2 separate regions of the Homo sapiens genome follow, and region 2 is linked to region 1. The links are chromatin loops, found by intact Hi-C in ENCODE. Cell type or tissue: PC-3. All regions are shown on one strand. Region 1 overlaps SLC1A7 (solute carrier family 1 member 7). Region 2 overlaps SCP2 (sterol carrier protein 2).

Region 1 (2,500 bases):
AGGTGGAGGAGTCTTTCCTACTAGATAAAAAACGGTGGCTCACGCCTGTAATCCCAGCACTTTGGGAGGCCAAGGCGGGCGGATCACGAGGTCGGAGATCGAGTCCACGGTGAAACCCCGTCTCTACTAAAAATACAAAAAATTAGCTGGGCACGGTGGCGGGTGCCTGTAGTCCCAGCTACTCAGGAGGCTGAGGCAGGAGAATGGCGTGAACCCGGCGGAGCTTGCAGTGAGCCGAGATCGCGCCACTGCACCCCAGCCTGGGCGGCAGAGCAAGACACCGTCTCAAAAAAAAAAAAAAAGTAACTGTCAAACTGTGATACTGACACAGCAGTCGATGGAAAAGTCCATGTAAGCTGTAGCCTAGAAACAGAAACTAGCACCTCTAAGTGTTTCGTACTTGATAAAAGTTGTTTCACAAATCAGTGAGGAAACGAAGGATTCATTATAGAATGCTGTGCAGCTGACCAACGGTTTGGAAAAAATAGATGTTAGATGCTTACACCAAAATAAATTCCAAAAGGTTTAAAGAAATAAATAAGTCTTTGAAAAATGAAACCAGCTGGGCACAGTAGTTCATGCCTGTAATCCCAGCACTTTGGGAGGCCAAGGTGGGCACATCACCTGAGGTCAGGAGTTTGAGACCAGCCTGGCCAACATGGCGAAACCCCGTCTCTACTAAAAAATACAAAAATTAGCTGAGTGTGGTGGTGCTCGCCTGTAGTCCCAGCTACTCAGGAGGCTGAGGCTGCAGAATTGCTTGAACCCGGGAGGCGGAGGTTGCAGGGAGCTGAGATCGCACCACTGCACTCCAGCCTGGGGACAGAGTGAGACTCTGACTAAAAAAAAAAAAAAAAAAAAAAAAAAGGCAAAGAAACCATAAAAAGCTAGAAGAAATATAGGTTGAGATCTTATCATGTCTCAGTATAGGAAATGACTCTCTAAGAACAAAATGAGCAATAAATCAATAGATTTTACTACATGAAAATAAAGAAATCCCTAAGCGCAACATAGCATCCTGGATTGGATCCTGCAACAGAGAAAAAGGACATTCGTGGAAAAACTGATGGAATCCAAACGAGATCCGTAACTTAGTTAATAGTGTTGTACCAATTTAATTTCTCAGTTTTGACTAACGTACCCTAGTTATGTAAACCGCTAACATCAGGGGAGGCCAGGTGAAGGGTGTGTGGGATCTCTCTGTACTGTCTACAACTTTTCCGTAAACCTAAAACTATGCTAAAATGGAAAGCTGAATGCTTGAGAAGCTAAGACAGATTGCAATACAAATAAAACCACAAAGCAAGTGACGAGCTGGAGAGACTGCGTGACCAAGCACTACCATCCTAAATCTACTAAGAGCTTTTACAAATCTTGGCCTGGTTTCTACCTTCACTATCTCCTCTCATCAGAATATCAGCTCCCTGGAGGGCGGAAGCTCTGTGTTTGTTCACTGTTGTGTCTCCAGCCCCGGGAAGAGTTCCCGGCACATACCAAGCACTCAGTAAATATTTGCTGCGTAAACCAATAGACCACAAAAACCCGACAGGAAAACGATGGAAAGATACTACCAGGCAATTCGTGTTACAAAAGAAGAAAAGTCAGTGGCCAAAAATGCTTTTTAAAATGTTTAGTTTCATCAACAAATTCAAGATATTTCCACCTGTCAAACTGACAAAGTATTTTTCAAATGACAGTGCACAATGTGGGAGGTTTGGTGAGATGGGCACCCTCACATGGTCCTGGCAGCAACCTTTCTCTAAAAGCATTTGTATCTTTGTCTTCACAGTCCCCTTCTAGGAGTGTGTCTTGTGAGAAATGCCAACTCTGAGGTGAGCATCTGGTAAGAGGCTTCCGTTGCATGCCTGCTCTTCCTCCAACCTGCCGCCCCACACTCACACTGCCTCCACCTGGGTCGCCTCCCACTCACTCTTGTCCTCGGTAACCCTCTTCCCCTCTTTCAAGACTCAGTTTACACACACGGAGAACATTTGGAAGCTCGTAAGAAGCCAAATGGAACTTATACCTATATAGACATTTCTTTACAACTTCCTTTACAATTACAATCATTTTAAATGTGGGCCTTGGCAGGGACAGCTAGTTGCCTATGCAGTCTCCATTCTCCCGTCCTTCCTTAACAGAAGTCCTATTATGTTGTGGGGACCAAATGGGACCTGCCATCAAGCTCTGATTCTCTTGCTAATGGGGTGGCCATCGAGAGGTGAGTGGAAGTCGTTGGGTGGTGATTCCTGGAAAACTCTTAAGGAGGTGCCCATTCAGCCAGGACCCTTTGGTCCGTTCCTCCAACTTTCTTCTTTCTGCCTGGAACATGGGGATAATAGCTAGAGCTTGAGCAACCTTCATGGACCATGAGACTCAGATGAAAGCCAGGTGCTAAGCATGGCACGGCACACAGGAGGGCAGGGCCTGGGACCCTGGTGACTGCCAGCTGCCCACCTCCCACTTCTGGACTGTTCTTCAGGAACAAATGCAAACCTTA
Region 2 (2,500 bases), 93 kb before region 1:
TGGCTGGGGATGTGTATGGAAGAATAGGCACTGTAAGTAGTAGACCTGCAGACCAGTCTGCCCTGATAGAACATTCTTTTTTTTTTTTTTTTTTTTTTTTTTTTTTTGAGACGGAGTCTTGCTCTGTCGCCCAGGCTGGAGTGCAGTGGCCCGATCTCAGCTCACTGCAAGCTCTGCCTCCCGGGTTCACGCCATTCTCCTGCCTCAGCCTCCCTAGTAGCTGGGACTAGAGGCGCCTGCCACCACGCCCGGCTAATTTTTTTTTTTTTTTTGTATTTTTAGTAGAGACGGGGTTTCACCGTGTTAGCCAGGATGGTCTTGATCTCCTGACCTCGTGATCTGCCCTCCTCGGCCTCCCAAAGTGCTGGGATTACAGGCGTGAGCCACCGCGCCCGGCCCTGATAGAACATTCTTAACCCAGCTCTCCTTCAATAGCTGGTCCGATAGAAAGGCAAACAAATATACATCTGGAGTCATGGGTTCTAACCTTACCTCTGAAATTAGCCTGCTTTGTAACCATTCACAGATTAACCTTTCTGTTTCTCAGTGTTTACATCAGTAAGTTCCTTTCAGCTCTAAACATCTTTGATTTTATTATTCAGGGGACAGAATGTTATCCTTTTGAATCCAGAACCTTTCTTGTGAATATCTGTGAATAGGTCTGGAAAACAACTCATTGTTGTTGGGAACTACTTGGAGGAAAATAATAGGAAAAATTTCCCATACCAGCTAAACTTTTAGGGAATGTGAACTTCCAAATCCTTGTTTATTTTCTTTTAATACATTAAAAATGGTAAAATTAAATTATTTTTATGCCATTTTCCCTGGACTAGAGAATTGTAGATTCGGTGTTTTCTCTTTCAACATGCCAGAAAACGACAGGTTAAGTTGAAAGAGTGCAGGAAAGAAATTTAGAGAGAAAATAACTAGCTGCAAAACCCTTCGGTGTTTTAAGAGAAGTTACTATTTACACAAACGTGGCCTCGGCTTAATCAAATGCTTTAATTTAAAGTCACAAACATCCCTTTTCTGGCTTGAGAAAGCTGGTGGAAGCAGCTCAGTGCTCTGTGTTCGATTTGTTAGGTCTTGCTCAGTGTGCAGAACTCTGCTGGCAGCTGAGAGGGGAAGCCGGAAAGAGGCAAGTTCCTGGTGCAAAGGTGGCTCTGCAGCATAATTTAGGCATTGGAGGAGCTGTGGTTGTAACACTCTACAAGATGGGTTTTCCGGAAGCCGCCAGGTGAGTGACATTCAGAGTTTTGTGTGTCAGTTAATCCTTCTGACTTTTCACAGTTGATGATGTTTTACATGTAAAAATTTCTTATTTTATTGTCTTAGTATTTAAGGAAAAGTATCTCATTACATTGTTTTAAGAACATGGCTTTAAAAGTGGCCATCAGGTTTTAAATTTAACCAACTTTAGGTGAATTCTGTTGAAAAAGGACCCAGGATAGTCACGAGAGTACTGAACTAGAAGCCTGAGCTAGCTGGGTATGGGTCTCGGCCCTAGCAACCTAAGTTATTTAGGCAGGTCTCCTCATGGCCTTCCAGGCTTCTGAGGTGGTTTAGGGAGTCACTAAATGTGCTGATTGGATCTTTGCAAATTTGTATTTCCGAGTCCAGCTAATAAGCCCTCGTTGATGCTAGAATTCTTTTTGTCTCTTGCTGACTTTCTTCCTCTCCTTCAACTGCCCATGCTCCTCAATTTGCAGGCACTTTCTTTCGCATCCCACTCAGGATCCCTCAACTCCCTTGCTTATCTCTCAAAGAAATGTTCCTCCCCAGAGGAAAAAAGCGCCCCTCCTGTCAAAGGCTCAGCTTTCCTTGTTCCATGCTTTTGTTTCCAGTCACTTTCTGTAACTTGGTTATCTTTCCATTGACTCCTTTCCCTCTGTCAGCATACATGTTCAGGTCTTCCCTTAGATCTCTTTTTCTCCTTGCCTTAATTGTTGTTGTTCATGATGAGCCTTTTATGTTGAGCCACCTTTATTTTTCCAAGCCGGAATACCTCACAGTCTAATTTTTACCTCACCACTGAGGTCAGTGTCAGGTAAGGCCACCAGGATCTAAATGAAATTGAATAACTTTGTCTTTATTTTCCCTATTTACTCTCTTTAACCCGGCTGTAGCTTTTGACATTAATTGGCTCCCTTTTTTCTTTTGAAATTCTTGGTAATTATTTAATCATTTATTCACACTTTTTTGTTTCTCCAACAAAGGATATGAGACACACTTCTTTTTTTTTATTATTATACTTTAAGTTGTAGGGTTCATGTGCACAACCTGCAGGTTTGTTGCATATGTATACATGGAGACACACTTCTTTTATTGAGTCTATGTTATTCTTCTGTAAGCTCTTGGATCTCTTCTCTTGTCCTCTCCTCTTTCTCTGCCCAGAATATAATTTCTGTTGTAAAACTTATAATTTAAAGCCCGTCTCAAATACCATCTCTTTTTGAATATCCACAGCACTTTGTATGTTTTTGGGTACTATCTAGTTGGT

What was found. Hi-C counts contacts between places; a loop is a spot of excess contacts. Peaks named below come from ENCODE experiments on the same cell type or tissue, not always from the same donor. Only the 100,000 strongest peaks of a DNase experiment are listed, where the experiment ranks them.
Region 2: it touches region 1 in a loop (2.9-fold over the local background); 2 of 110 quality-filtered maps call a loop at or near these places.

The regions. Positions count from the first base shown.
Region 1 is chr1:53,106,313-53,108,812 of GRCh38, forward strand. The region is part of intron 3 of SLC1A7 (solute carrier family 1 member 7); the gene reads right to left. Among named protein-coding and RNA genes, the nearest start is that of SLC1A7, 35 kb to the right of the region's middle. RefSeq lists an enhancer at 1-136. In PC-3, no CTCF peak of the experiment used is centred here; a DNase peak (open chromatin) is centred at 1,439; H3K4me3 peaks cover 1,441 bases; H3K27ac peaks cover 2,500 bases.
Region 2 is chr1:53,013,807-53,016,306 of GRCh38, forward strand. It overlaps SCP2 (sterol carrier protein 2), which reads left to right. Exons shown (of 16, transcript NM_002979.5): 12 at 1,084-1,237. Among named protein-coding and RNA genes, the nearest start is that of PODN, 47 kb to the right of the region's middle. RefSeq lists an enhancer at 1,005-1,094. In PC-3, no CTCF peak of the experiment used is centred here; a DNase peak (open chromatin) is centred at 1,115; H3K4me3 peaks cover 2,057 bases; H3K27ac peaks cover 1,158 bases.